Regions from separate parts of the Homo sapiens genome. Here region 2 is linked to region 1. A link is a loop called in an ENCODE intact Hi-C map of the cell type or tissue named here. Cell type or tissue: heart right ventricle. All regions are shown on one strand. Links, peaks and the distances in the headings refer to the core of each region. The heading gives the core; the rest is flanking DNA.

Region 1 (7,985 bases), core at 1,073-6,072:
AAAGCTATCACTGTGTTTTCAAAGTGACAACACTGTTCAACTTTCTTTTCACAGAGCAGGAATCTTTTATGGCATTAAGGGTATGTATGTCACACCATGAAAAACACAATGACATTGCAAACATAGACAAAGGAATCTAGTAAGGGCATTGGGAGGAAAAAGGGGGTGGGGTATTTAAGAAAATGTTTTTTAAACTTTTTTTTTTGCAAAAGAAAATGCATAATAATAAAATAATAACTGAAAGTTCCCTATTAATATCATCCAGCAATTATTAAAAATAGAATAAATTAGCTGATATGATCCAATCACCTGGTAGGGAACAGCATGTGTCTCCTTAGTCCATTGGCAGTGCTAATGGTGCTCCTAAATGAAGGATTTTTTTTTTCTATGTTCACGCTGGTTGAACTTAATTTTCCGTTCACCTGTTTACCTGGATTAGTTTTCAGCTTAACATTCATTAAGCATCAAGACATAACAAGAGGTGCAGTGATGATGAGATAAAAGTCTCAAGGCCATTACTCCTCCCATGAGGCACTCAGGGAGGATCTATAAGTGAAAGATAGCTTCACTCGCTTGGGTTAAAGTGAAAAAATATGAACCCACTCTAGAACTTTGAAAATCAAAGAGAGCTTTAAAAAGCCGTGTGTTTATGTTTTGCCTAATTTTTCACTTTTTCTCATTAGAAGGCAAGGTCTGACTAAATGTGGGTTATTTCTGATATCTCAGCTTCTAGTTTGCGGAAGGGGGTTCCTGTTTAAGGGAGGGAATGCTGCCACCCCCTACTCTCCCCAGCAGCAGCACACTGGACACCTGAGAAGCCAAAAGCGCTACACCAAAATATACCACCTTTAATCACAAATCAAACAACAGTAATTAGGAGCATCAAGTTAATTGTGTCTACTCCCCACAGAATGTGTCCTCCAAGGCTCCTTGAAATCAGGTTGAAAGATTAGTAGTAATTTTACTCCCAATTCTCTTATTCTAACTTAAAAAAAAAAAAAAAAACAGAGCCTAAGTTCATCACTCCTACCCTCAGAACTATGGAGTCTACAAGTAAAACCTTAAAAAGAAAAATCAGACTACTTAATTAAGTGTTTTCTTAGGCCGTTTATGTAATCAGAGTAACTTTGATCTTTGGCTTCTTAATCTGTTCAAAATTTGTTGTCAAATCGTATGGAATTCCTTTAAATCCAGAATTATAAATGTTATTTTCCATTTGTCTTTTATTAATGATTAAGACAACTTGGCAGTTTGAATCCAATCAATCAAGAATGTGCAAAATCCATTTCATATACATTGGTACAATTAGATACTGACAATAAGGCTCTTTCTTACCTTCCATTTGTACTAAATATGATAAAGATAGCAAGAATACCTTAGCTATTTTCGAGGCATTTTCATCTACATTACTTTGCAATCCCGAAATAGGTTGTGCTTTATTCTGACCCTTTACAATTACCAGAAAGGAATGCAGAGCTTGACAACTTGCAGAGTAATAGAAAAACCTTGATTTTTCATTGCATTTCCCCTTCTGACTTTCTTAGGATCTGAGGGACGACCCTTAACCTTTCTCAGTCTCACTCTCCTGTCTCAAACAAGCTATAATAAAACTTTATTCCAGTCCACTGGGGTATTAGAACAATGAATCTGATAGGATGTCCCTAACACACTGTACTGTGATCTCTATAGGGAAAGTTGCTATAAAAATAAAGACACTGTTGTTATTCTTCCAATTGAGTTATTTGCAAATGGATCTTCTTGATGGAGCCCAGCCCTCCGATATAGAAAAGAAAATTCTATCAGTCCTCTAGGGTACAATTGCCTTGTGGCAATTATACCCATAACCACATTTCCTTATTACTATTTATAAAAGACTGTGGAGTTCAAGGGGAGGCAAAAAGGGAGCTTAAGAAAAAATATGCTGTTTATTTTCAACAGAAGATGCTGAAGTTGCAAATTTGGAACTCAAGGCTATAGGTAAACTTTGACAGAACATGTGTTCCAAATTAGTGTGGTGTTTCTTAGCTGTGTCAGAAAGTCAGAGGTGTCCCTGAGGCTGCAGCGCTTTAGCAAATTTTGGAAATAACTTGGGGAAAAAAAAGGTAAATTACACAGTTAATCTGGTCCTCACTCTACGAATGCTACAAAACAATGACGAAAAGGTTCACGGCTAGACCATTCTCACCAAGAAAGACAGCATATCTCGAGGTACAAAAGGCACAAAAGAAAATTAAACTGAGCTTAGGAAGAAAGTGCTATGGACAATTTTACATGAAAAGCCAAAAGGGAATGTTGGGGCTACGTTGAACTTTCCTGGAGTCTACAGACAGAATACACGTTGCCCCCTATATTCATTACCAACAGCCATAAGAATTAGTAGGTGGCTCAGGTTTAGGCACTTTAAGAATTCCATATTCCTCAAATGGAATTTTTTCAAAGTAAATAATAAAAGCTTTGCTTTATGAAGTATTAGAGAAATGGGGTTTCCCTTCCATAACAGAAATCACTAGGCCCATCACACTGCACGTCTCCAAGGAGCATGATTCACAGTGTGGGCTACGGGGAGGGAGCCTTCTAAAGTCGTTTCGGATGTTCACTATGGCATTCTACGTGTCATTAAAAAAGCCTTATAAATCATCCTAAAATTTAGAGTTTAAACCTGGAACAATTACTTGGATAAAGTTTCTTATGTTAACAGGTTTTTAAAAGTTCAATTTTCAGAAAAGTGTTTGTTGTCAGTGGAGATCTGCATATAATCTAGATTCCAATTAAACACAGAGCTCCAAAAAGACCAATTAAAGGAGAAGTAGAACAGCTTGCCGTATCATGACAATAAATGCTACTTGCCTTATTGTCATTTCACAATCAGTGACATTCAGTCCACAAATTCTAGTGAGCATCAGATTCACCTGAGATGCTTGTTAGAAATTCAGATTCCTCGACCTCACCCGCAATGACTGGGACTCGTACAGCAATGCTGGGGCCAAGAAAGCGCTCTCAACAAGCACCCCAGGTAACTCCCGCACATTGTTCTCAGCCAGTGTACAAGGGACTTGGCTGCTGATGCTTGCTCACAGACACCAAACTGGAAAGCAAAAGGCAGTATGTGACTATAGAGTCCTGAAAACACAAACAAACAAAAATGCAGTCCTTAAGCCAAAACCAATCTCCACTTTTCTCCCTCTCCCTGCCATGTGATGCACCAGCTTTGGCCAAAAATCACATGTGTACAGTGAATCCTAAAAAGCAACTAAATCCAAATCCACACTGAACCATTCTGAACTCTATCACACTTCACAGAGCTTTAAATAGAATTCTACTCAAAACATCACACCCTGACTGGCCAAGGGATTCTTTGGGTTCTGTTGCTTTATCCAAGTGATCCAAAGTGACCCAGGTTCCATTCTGCAAGTTCGCTTCTACAGCTTTTTCCAAGTCGAACACAGAAGGATTAAAAAGAAAACACAAATATTGGCATAGGTGACTTGAGGTTACTTGACCTTTCTGAAGGAAGATTTTTTGGCAATTGTGTTCTGGCAGCTCCCTGGAAGGCAAGGCCAGGACACAAAGAGGAAGACAGGAAGCCGGGAGCTGGCCATGTGTCCTTGGCAGGCAGTAGTGCGGCAGGGTGAACCACCTCATCCCTGCCAAACCAGAAACAGTGGGGAAAGCCCAGCTAATTGGCAACTCACAGCCGGCTACAGTGTACATCCTCGGCTTTAGATGCCTGATAAAGTTAAATGGCCTGCCAGACCCTAATCTACTTAAACAGGATCCTCCTTTACTTTCAAAAACTTAACTCACCCATTTGTGTTTCCTTAAGGAAGTGGTAAGGCAGCATCTTAGAATGTTAAGAGCTGGAAAAATTAAAAACAAAACAGCAAAAAAAGTAAAGATGTGTTGGAGTCTCATTATGCTTATAGCCGTTTTACTTTGTGAAAGGGCCATGTATGTTTGTGCTTTTGGTTTTAGCTAATAAGACTTCCACTTGGTCATTTATTTTTATTTAAAAGAAATTCTCAAGTCAACATTGCAGACTGATTATGACTTCAGTTCATTGGAGGATCCAGGATCCATTTTTTTTTTAATTTCACAAAACTCCTGAAGATATCCAAGGAGACTGCAGAGTTGCACCCAGTTTCCACTCAGCTATTGTTTTTACTTACACATTAGTTGGCTCAATCATATTTGCTAAGGTATTTCTGTATGTACTAGCATAAAATCACCACTTTCTGAGTCTTTTACAGCTAAAATAGGGAATCACGCAGGGAGAACAGGAGCAGAAGGGATTGTCCAAATAAACTGTTCCTTACTGCTGCTGCTAACAGAGTGAATCCAGGGACCTGGAGCCTGGAGCATAATTTTGCCCCTAGGTCTGAAGGCCTGGTAAGAGCAATTTAAAGGGGTGTGCTCAGTAGTTGGGCATATTTCCTTCTATTTTCTGTGAAACTGTTCATGCCTTCTTCAAAACTCAAAGCAAAATTTCAAATTAGCTTCTCCTCCTTAAAATATAGTAGTCAATGGTGAAATTTGATGAAGAAAATGCAAATTTCCTCTCAGAACTGGTAGAAGAGAAAGATTACAATAAACATAATCCACTGTTTTCATCAGAAGTTTCTTAAAGTCTACAGAATATTCATCCTTTAAGCAACCCAGGACCCCAGAATCTGTTTCAGTGAAGTTAGACCAAGGAATAAAACACAATACCAAAACTCACATACTCTCTGATCACGATGTGAGATAAGAAAATAATAATCCTCATGCCCAACACTAGCTCTCAGGATCGGTAAGTCTAAGTATGTGTTTCAGCTCCAAAATTACTATTTTTTTTAAAACACGACTTGACTTTCCCAGACTCTACTTAGTTGACTTTTCACACTAAGTATCCCTAGCTTTTGGAAATTCTCCTTCCCTTTTCCTTTAGGGCACCACTCCTTTCTTAGGTCCAATCCTCTATTTCTGAGGGCTGCTTTCCTGTCTTGATGGCTATCTCCTTCTCTTCTGTTGGTCCCTTATATGTTGGTGATCCCAAAGACGATCCATCCAACTTGGCCATCTTCTTGTCTTTGTACATTCCCCCTCAGCAAACTCAGCTAGGTCCATGTTTACAAATACTACCCGTTTTTTGAGAACTCTGTATCTCCATATCTAGCCCTAACCTCTTCTTTAACTGCAAAACTCCTCCTGATGTTGCTAGTGCACAACCTTTGTACACTCTTGCCTCCCCGCAACCAATCCATATCTCAATTAATGGCATTCACAGCCATTCAGTTTCCCAAGCTGAAAATGCTCATTCCAGAAACCCCAACTCCCCAAAGCTTCACATTCAGTTGTCAGCCCAGACTCTATCTTCCTTTCAAGCCTATTTCCCCATCTCCATCCCAACTGGTGCTAAGTCCCTTATTGAGCTTCACATTTTTACCTCACAATAGCCTCAGCCTCCTCAGGCCATTATGATTCACTCTTCACACTATAACCAGACTCCATCCTCTGCATAGCCACCAGGAATCACAACACTTCACTCCTTAAAACACCTTGGTGGCTTCCAATTGCTAGCTAGGATAATCTACAACCTCCTTAGTACAGCATTCAAGGTGCTCCATAACCTGGCCCCAGCCTAGCCTCACTCTCACAGAAACCATCACCCTTTACCCTCCCCCTCACACCCACACCCAACTTCCTAATATTCTTCTTAACAGTCCTAGAATATGCCGTGCAACTGCAGGTCTGTGCCCTTGCTCATAAGGTTTCTATGCCTGGAATATCCCTTATTTGATGCAAGACAAACGCCTAATTCATCTTTAAAAGCTCTTGAATTTCGTCTGTTACAACCTTCCTGAACCTTATTGCCCCATCTAATGAGACCACCCTCTGGGGCCCACATGGTCTTGCTCACACTTTAGTGCAGGGCCCGACCAGTGCATTATAGTTGGTTGTTTATACATTACTTCTCTCCAAGATTGTGACCTCCTGTATCCCAACTTACCCTGAATAATTTTGGGAATCTATTTAAATGGCATACAAATTTATCTTGGATGTACTATCCATGAAGAAACTGAGACAAAGAGCATTAATTCCCAAAAGAAAGACAAAGTAACCTTAAAAAAAAAAAGTCATAATGAGCTATCAATTTATACAGGTAATTAACATTCAATATTCTGATTGTGACATATACAGATGATATTTATCCATTCGTTTATTTTTTTGAAAAGGACTGAACACCTACAGTGGTCCATGTATCATCCTTGGAACTCAGTCTACAACAGTCAATAAAAGATGATTTGTTCTTGTCTTCATGGAGCTTATGGTTTCATTTGCACAATGTTGACTTTCATTCACTTGCTAGCAGGTAAAATGTGCTCTCTATACAATTTACAAATAAGCAGAATCTGTAATCATTATATTTTGAAGATAAAATTGATACTTTTCACACACACACACACACACACACACACACACACACAAAGATTTAGCAGTGGGACAAACTTTTTCATTTAATTTTTGTTTATAGCAACTAAAACATGAGAGACTAAAAGCCACAGACTGCAAAAGCATTGTTTAGCTGTGATAAGCAGAATGTGTAAAGGTGGTATGATGGCACAACAGCTATTGCAGCATGAAATAATGAGACTATAAAATAATGAGACCACAGTTTTAAAATTCTCCGACTTCCATTATCTTTCAGAATAGATGAAAGGGGTCTACTGACTAGTTCGGGAGCTGAAGAGTCAAATACTATTTTAGGATGAAAATTACTTTGTGGTCACATCCCATTATAGAATATTGATGGAGCCACACTACATGAAAGTCTCAAAAGGAGTACTGAGAGAAAACATCGTTAAGAATTGGTTTTCTGCTACTCAAACCCATCCTCAAGAAAAAACAAAAGCTAATTTAAAAAAATCATCACCAAAGCAAAGTTTCTAAATGGAATGACATAAAAATATCGGTTCTACGTTTCTTGTCTTTTAGAAAAACGACCCATATGTGTAGTATTTTATATGGTTTTCTCTAACGTATCTGAGAAATGGGTAAGCAAATCTATGCAAAGAGATATCATGGATTGTGATGTCATATTTCTTATGAAAAAAATCACCTTCACAATGTCAATTAATACCAAATTTAGCTTTACAACTCCATGAACTCTACCATTTTTTAGGTTAGCTGAAAACGATCTATTGACTAGCTTTGTGAGCTGAACAGTTGAATGCTACTTACATAGAAAATTATTTCTTTCACTCCATAAGAATAATTATCATGGCGATCACACAATTATTACAATTACATCTGTAAGAACTGTTACTGGGAATTTATCTCTGAAACAGTCTCATGCCTTGCAGGGGACATTTATCTTTTTGAATGATCATCAACACGAGTGTCTTTTTGTAGCTATATAAGTGATTTTTACCTCCTTCTATTAATATCCTCTTGCATGCTTTAGAAGCCAAAGGAGACAGCCCCCACATTTTTTTTTTCCTAAAGCAATTGTTTCAGTTAAGCCAGGCCCATGGCATCTTTTGAGACAGAAAGCTACCCTTTCCATTCACGGCAACATAACATTCACAATGTGCTTTCCTAAATGGATGGAAAACCCCTCAAAAAAGCCCCTCAAATCTGTGTTTCATAAACTGTACTCTTAGCAATAAAGTTTATTACAGACCTAAAGTATCTGCATAAACCCGGTTAATTGAAAAGTGGGTGGAGAAGGCTGCCAAATTAAATGTTTACATTAGCACAGCTGTATTGTAAAAACATTCTGCCCCCTGTGCTTTGTAATTATAAGATATTTCTGGACTGTGTATCTCTACAAAGTTTATCTCCACTGCCAAGAGTGTCTTGGCACGGAGCGACTGCAGTTTTTGGCAGCCAGGAGCTCTCCGCGCGGGCAGGATCTAAAATGGCTGCCAAGCGGCCTCCTGAAATGTCGCCGGCCTGGGCCCGCCTCACCAAGGGCAAAGGCCAACCCTGCTACCAAGGCAGGGTCT
Region 2 (7,985 bases), core at 954-5,953, 65 kb before region 1:
AAGATGCCAAACAAAACCACGTGGTCCCTGTCTTGGTGATGCTCATGGTTTAGTAGAGAGGGCAGAAATTAAAGACAGAAATGCATTAAATAGTTGCAATCATAATAATACTGGATTGCAGAAAGAATTCTTCTTAATGACAGATTAGAGAGAATAATTTTTTTAAAAAGATTCACATTGATGGTGTTATTCTTCAATGTGTACACCCATGTTTACATTTATAACTGGAAAATTAGCTATGACTTTAGAAACTCATCGTGTAGTTGAATATGGAATAAAAGATCACCATGTAAGAAAAAAGTTCAAGTAGGCTACTGATAAAGTTGGTTCATTTATTCTTAAGCATCCCTTTAAATAAGTATTTTGCAAAATCAAATTATCACACGATTTTTCCTGACCATACTATATATATTTTTGGCACTGTAACATATATACATCCTAGGCCTTGATGTGTTATTTATTTCACGTCATCACTTCAAAGAGATAAGGACTTAAGCAAATAAAGAGTTAGATCAACTCATCTCCCAACAAGGTAATTTCATCTACAAAGGAAGAGAGTCGCTGTGAAACACAGCGTATGTACTCGACTCATCGGCAGCTTGCACAAATTGCGCTCCAGATGTATATCTGTTCAAGTCAGCCCAAGGCAACAATTTTGATCAATTCTAATGTGATAAAATGCTGCAGGGAAAGTGTGCAGAAACGTGTTTACGTCAGCCCTTAATTAAACTGTTGTTCACTTCCAAAGAACCTTAGGAAACACTAATGAGACATGAGTTTTGGCAATTTCTTCATCAAAGCAAAGACCCCTTCCTCAGTCTGTAGCAGCCTGTCATCCAAGTCGCTCCCGGGATAAATGTCACATGGCACTCCAATCAGTTAGCCACCTGTTAGTAGAACTTCATTGAAGTCAACTAGTGATCTAGGGCAAGCTCAAACAGCACCTTAACACCTGCCTGTCTGGGACACCTGCTCCTTTTTCACATATAGTAGAGCAATATGTTAGCTTTTCCAATATGCTCGAGTAGATTAAGGTTACAAATCAGACTACTAAAGCCTACATAGAAAACATACAATTTTCTTTTTTGAAAAATTCCTTTTCTTCCCTATAGTAACACAATTTTTAACAATTTCAAATTAATTATGTAAGAACACGCAAGAATTCTTGAATTTCTGGAAGCTATTATTTTCAGCAAACCATATCACTAAATTAAAATGTATTAACCATGCCAGTCCTATGATTTAGTCCTTTTTCTAGGATAGAATAGTCCTATTTCTATCTGGTTAACAAAGAAGTAAATTCCTTCAAAATGTTTTAAAAGTGTAATTATTTTACATATTCCTAAATTGTCTTCCTTATTTACATGCCATACTTGTAACTTGTAAACAAGTCTAAATGAACCCTATAGAGACAAGTCACCATTTGCTGGCTACTTTTATTCTCCAGTATTTAACGTTAAGGTTTGTTTTATTGCTAAGTGCTTATAAAGCTATAATCATTGTTAAAATATCTACATATTTTCTTTATTTTTCACATTATCAAGCTGCTAAACAATTTACAGGATTCCTCTTTTTCCTTTCTATCTTTTATTATTGTGTAAATTTCATTTATTTATTTAAATTTATTTAATTATTTTAGAGACAAGGTCTCACTCTGTTGCCCAGGCTGCAGTGGCACAATCATGGCTCACTGCAGCCTCAAACTCCTGGGTTCAAGCGATCCTCCCATCTCAGCCTCCCAAGTAGCTAGGACTATGGGCACACGATCACACCCAGCTAATTTGTAAATTTTTAGTAGGGACAAAGTCTGGCTATATTGCCCAGGCTGGTCTGGAACTCCTAGTCTCACGAGATCTCCTGCCTTGGCCTTTGAAAGTGTTGAGATTATAGGCTTGATTCATTGCATACGGTCTTCTTTTTTCCTTTCTTCCTTTTTTTCTTCATCTTCTTTTTTTGTTATTTTTTGGCAGAAGAAAACTCAAAGTGTAATGAAAACAGTTGCAAAACTTCTGTTAACTTTGACCCTCTGGTATGATACTGACCAGAGGAGTTTGATACAGACCAGAGAAGGAAAGAACATACATAAGCACACTTAGCTTAGAGACAGTCCAATGGCTGGGATTTGACAAGATTATATTATATTGACAAGTTTTATCAAGTTGATACACCCTCATAATTTTCAAAGTTCTTCATTTTTTGGACTTTTGAAAGTATTAGACTTTCATAGATTTTTTTTAAAAGAGTTTTCTAGATAAACAAAAACTCTGAATATTGAAAACCTCTTCAGAGACCAAATTCATTGCTGGGTGAAGGCAAAGGTGGTCAACACATCCATCACTCCATTGAAACTCTGTCAAGCAACACAGCACTGAAAGAGAAAAATGAGCTTTAGCTTAACTGGGATATTTCTGCTTTCCATTAAAATGTTGGGTGGAAGCTGGAAGACAACAGGAAAAAGAAAAGAACCATCTGTATAAGATAATAATGTTATTTAAAATAAATAAGGTAGTAAATGACAGGCTACCAAATCAAGTGTGTGGGATGAGTTTTGTAGCTGAAATCTGACATTTTTACTTCAGGCCACAAATCCAGAGTCAGTCCTGAGACAAGGAAACAGTTTGGGCTCTGTTCCCAGAGGACAAGGAGAAGGCAGAGAAGATGACTGCCAACTGAAAGCTAAAAAGACCACAATTTCTCTGCCTCTGTTTTTGCCCTGGGATAAACAGTGTTGAAGAGAGGAAAGTGTCCAGGTTATTTATAAGTGTATGAGTGTTATGTAGAATAAGACAACTATTAAGGCCAGATTGGGGCAGCATCTAGCCTGCCAGATACTTAAGATCCCAGTCCAAAGCTTTGAGGTATTTATTTCTAAGGATCTCCATGTAGAGAATGACAGCAATCCTTACTTTAACAGGTTTTACCTAATAAATAAAGGACTGATGATGGGTGAGGGTGTGTGTCCTGAAGGAGGAAGAAAGGAGAGAGAGACCAAGCAGGCTCTGCCTTTACTTGAAAGCTTTGTACAATCCTTTGTACAATACCCTCTCAATTTCTCCATTTTCTTCACAAATGGAGCTATCCTGGCTCATGGGGAGAAGACACATGGTGTGTTCCTTGATGGTTTAAATAAAATTCAAATGATAAAAAAGAGGTGCATGGGTAAAGTCACAGGGCCATAAAGAATGTTCTATAAATTTCTGTCAGAGGACATGCTTTGAAATTGCTTATAGAGCCATGTGCTACATTGAAATTATTACGGCTTATAACAATGGAGTTAAGCCACTCAGGCACTGCTCTAGGGAATGTAAATTGATAAGATCTATGCCAATATTTACCAAAAGCCTTAGAAATGGACATAAGATTTAACTTAGTAATTCTACAGTAGGAATGTATTTATTCCCGTAGCAAAATTTCACTGAACTTCTACTTGGTGACTTCATGCCAGGCAGTATGCTAGGGACTTGGGACAGTGAAAAGAACTAGACAAGAATCACCCAATCAGATTAGGCACAGAGTTACATGCAGTGATGTTCACTGTATCTCTCTTTATAATACAAAAACTCCAAAACTATCTAAATATTCATCAGCAAAGTAGATATTTAAAATTCTATGGTGTAGCCAAAGTGTGGCATATTATGTACTCATTACAAAGTGGAAGGCTGGATGGGGTGGCTCATGCCTGTAATCCCAGCACTTTGGGAGGCCGAGGCGGGTGGATCAAGTCACCTGAGGTCAGGAGTTCGAGACCAGCCTGGCCAACATGGCGAATCCCCATCTCTACTAAAACTACAAAAATTAGCTGGCCATGGTGGCGTGCATCTGTAATACCAGCTACTGGGGAGGTTAGGGCAGGAAGAGTTGCTTGAACCAGGGAGGTGGAGGTGGCAGTGAGCCAAGATCACGCCACTGCTCTCCAGCCTGGGTGACAGGGCGAGACTCTGTCTCAAAAAAAAAAAAAAAAAAAAAAAGGAAATTGAAGGATATGGTAAAATGCCATTAGATTATAAAGACAAAAAAACTTACAAAATAGCATATATCATATAAGCTCAATTTACTGCAAAAATACATTCATAGAAATAGAACGCACCGAAATGCAGAAAAATACATAGAAAAACAGGCTAGCATATATACAATGAAATACTAACAGAAGTTATCTTTATGTGATGAGATTACAGGTGATTTTTATTTTCTTCTTCATATTTGAAAGTTTGTTTTTTCAAATTCCCCACAAATAACTATTACTTTTACTGTAAAAACTGTAAAATAGATATTTTTGGGAAAATTGTTGCCTGTAGCTCCACAGAATACTATAAATAATTCCCAAAGCTGGGCTGACAATATTGAATCCTGTTAGGTGTCCCACATTACACTGCAAGAAGGAAAGCTTCATATTAGTTTAGGTACTGGATATTGCAAAACTGTAAAATGAAATGCTTCAATGTAACATTTGCAATTTAGTTGGCTACAGGCAAAACAATGTCTTTTGAAAATACAGTGAAGAAAAAAGAATATCTAAATATCTGTGTCTAAGGACTCCTCTAGATGTAAAATTTTATGATTGTGTGGCAAATGTGAACAAGTCCTTCCCACACACTCCAAGTTAACAAAAAGCTCTGAATGTTATGACAAGACATATGGATGTAATCCCACTACAGTAGTTTGATGATGATGCCAGATGATTCAAAAAATAATTAGCTGCCATGTTAAGAAAGTATCTCCTTATATATATATATTTACATTTATCACACTCTAAAATAACACTGGAAAAAATGGCAAGCTACGTTAAGAGGAGATAAGATGTCATCTTCAATTAGATTTCTCAACCATTTTTTTTAAATTTATGAAATCAGTTCCTTTTCAAATGAGAAAGTATGGTGGTCTTTGTGTTAAATAAATGAAATTCTTACTTTAATTACTGAGTTATTTAATCTTAATTACACTTGAGCATATTATTGTATTCCTCAGTAAAGTAAAATCTTTTCTAATAGTTTAAGTCTCTCTTGCCATATATTTTAGCCCAAGCACGGTTAAGTAGCATGTTCCTACAAGTCTCAATTTTATCACTTCGCTATAAAAAAGGTCTCGAGGCTACACCTACACCCAATACCAAGTTAAAGCAAACCTCTTTGAAGCTCACAAATGTCTTCCAGAGACACTTAAAAAAATCCTTTGAATAATGAAGAACAGTGCTAAAACAGTGAATATGGAATAAATGAAAACTACTTTTTAAAAACACTTCAAAATGCTTTTGTCCACTAAGCAATTTCATTTTAACAGACAGACAATGATAAAGGGTCTTGAGTAATGTGTGTAAACCTAATTTGAAAGAGAGAAAAAACATCAAACAATTATGCAGGACTTGGAGCATATTTTCGTCACTTATTAAACACTGGCATAGGTAAATAGCTGCTATTCACCATGCCTCTCGGGAAAACCTCTTGGCTATGGAGTCTTATTAATGTTAAGCATCTGAGAGCCATGGGCTATAAAATAAAATCAATACCATAACCTTAACTGTAAAAGTCAGAAAGATACTGGAAGGGCTCTAATTTAACAAGATTACAGATGAGTTTTCAGAGGAGAACATTTGGGGAAAAGCCATACATTTAAAAACATTTATGCTACAAGACATCTCAAGGTTTTTGTTGTTACTAATGCTGTTATTATCCACGCTGGTAATGGTTAGAGTTGATTTAACTGATGTGTTACTTTAGTGGATTTACAGGAAAGTCCTATAAATGATCTGGAACTTACTTCAAATAAAATCATTACACTGAGGTAGTAAACTAATTGCTTGAGAACAATTATGATTTGATGTGATTTAGTGTGGTAGAAAAAGAATTACAAAAATTTTAAGGTCATCAGTTCAGCAGCTCAATGCAAATATGATTACTCTGCACAATATTCTGTTGCTCTTAATGGAAAAGTAGTCAAAATTGGTATAAATTGTAGTGTTTAAGTTCAACCTAAATCTATATTTTTTTTCTCCAACAAATGTAAATGAAGAAAAAAAGAACATTCTGTCAATGAAATTACTATGATGGCATATTTATTATCCTAATGGTTTTAGAAATCATGTGAAATTCATCAGTAACAAAACCTCTATTTAGTAATGGACCAATTACATTTGTGAGATAATGTCAATGAAACCGAATATTGTCACAGGATAATGGTCTCCCATTGCTACATCCCTAGTCATTTAGAGAAAATAAATGTTGCTGTCTGGCTGAGTCATTTGTTTTCAAAGTAGGAGACACTGATTCCATAACAAGGTTCTGTTATAATAACTCAATCTCTATCAATCATTTGTTGCACCAGAATGGTGCAGGACAGGACATGCATTTGTGAGAACTGCGCATTCCTCAGGTATAAAGCAAAATATACGGGGCCTCCAAGCACATAAGCAGCCCAATTATTGTTATTCAATGAGAGTGTTTAAAATGAACATTCAAAAAATAATTTAAGAAACAGAAAACTTTCTGAATTTTCCAAAAGATCCATGTTAATGACGGCTTTGGAAAGACTCAAGTACTGAAGATCTTCAAATTCTTGGACTCCAATAGATTCAAAATCTAAAATATTAGAACACAAATCTTAGTATACAACTTTGTTATTTTACAGATGGGAAAACTCAAGAGTTACTGAAGTTAAGTGATTTGTCTAAGACCACACCAGTATTTAGAGTTTCCTAATCACAATTACAGTGCACTAGGCTTAAGGCAAAAAGACTAGAACAGAACTAAAAGAAAACATATGTATGATAATAAATATATACTTTATTTTTATATTTTGACAAATATAGCTCATTTTAAACTGGCCATATATCACACACTTCTACTAAAGACATTCTAGAACTTAGGATTATTTATTACTATCTTATTAAATGGAAAAGTGATTTTAACCTGATTTCAGAGCAAGGACTACATGCATGAATCTCTAAGGAGTCTACGAACCCCTGTGAAGTTATGTGCATTCATCTGTATTGAAGTTTCATGCATTAAAAAAAATTGTAACAGAGGTTTTATAATTAGTTTGCAAAATCATAAACATAATATCTCAATGACTTATTTGGGATACAGTATTATATAGCAATAACGAGCATGGGTTTCTTCAGCAAGAGAGCCAGGGGTTCCCATTCTACCTCTGCTACTTATGATCTGCATGATCTATGATGAGTTTCTTAAGCATGATCAGTTTAGTAAGCTGTAAAATGGGGTTTCTGTCAGGTTTAAAAGAAAAATAGATATAAACTTAGCCAAGCACCTGACAGAAAGGAAGGGCTCAATAAATAAATGACAACCACAAATGGCAATAGAATCTTGTTTTCCATGTTTCATTTACATGTGCTTGTTGAAGACAATTTTTAAATTTACATGCTTTCTTCAATAAATAAATAACACAGAAAAAGGAGGCGAATAATCAGTGTAGGCTAAAAAGAAGGTGAAAATACAAATATAATCTATGGACTAAATTTGAGTCCTGATTCAAACAAGACAACCTTTGAGATATTCTAGGGAATTTGAACATGGATTATATGTTAGATTATATTAAGAAATTAATGTTATATTTGTTAAATTGATAATAGTACTGTGATTATGTAAAAAAAAAAAGTTCATTGTTCGAAATATTCAGATCTATTTACATGCAAAATGACAGATATCTGGGATTTGCTTTAAAATACTTTTAAAAACTGGGAGATAGTAAATGCAATAAGACTGGCAAAGTGTTAATAACAGTTGAAGCTGTGTGACAGTACAGTGAGGTTCACTTTACAATTCTACTTTCAATATTCTCCAGGCCAAAAGACTTCTTAAAATTGTGCTTAAACATTCATTTCAAACAAACTCTTCCCCACATTTATTCTTCAAAAGCATTCATATCTTCAGTTTATTTTAGTTGAAAAAATTTTAATCCTGGCACTAATAATAATAGTTGATTTATGTGTGTGTGTGTGTGTGTATGTATATGTAAAATTTTACCATCTC

Evidence for each region. A loop is a pair of places that touch in the nucleus more often than their neighbours do. Peaks named below come from ENCODE experiments on the same cell type or tissue, not always from the same donor. Only the 100,000 strongest peaks of a DNase experiment are listed, where the experiment ranks them.
Region 2: it touches region 1 in a loop (1.8-fold over the local background); 5 of 110 quality-filtered maps call a loop at or near these places.

Annotation. Positions count from the first base shown.
Region 1 is chr9:14,195,701-14,203,685 of GRCh38, forward strand. All of the region lies in intron 2 of NFIB (nuclear factor I B), which reads right to left. Among named protein-coding and RNA genes, the nearest start is that of NFIB, 110 kb to the right of the region's middle. In heart right ventricle, for the core only: no CTCF peak of the experiment used is centred there; a DNase peak (open chromatin) is centred at 3,620; H3K4me3 peaks cover 1,234 bases; H3K27ac peaks cover 4,790 bases.
Region 2 is chr9:14,130,953-14,138,937 of GRCh38, forward strand. All of the region lies in intron 6 of NFIB (nuclear factor I B), which reads right to left. Among named protein-coding and RNA genes, the nearest start is that of NFIB, 180 kb to the right of the region's middle. In heart right ventricle, for the core only: no CTCF peak of the experiment used is centred there; no DNase peak of the experiment used is centred there; H3K27ac peaks cover 1,246 bases.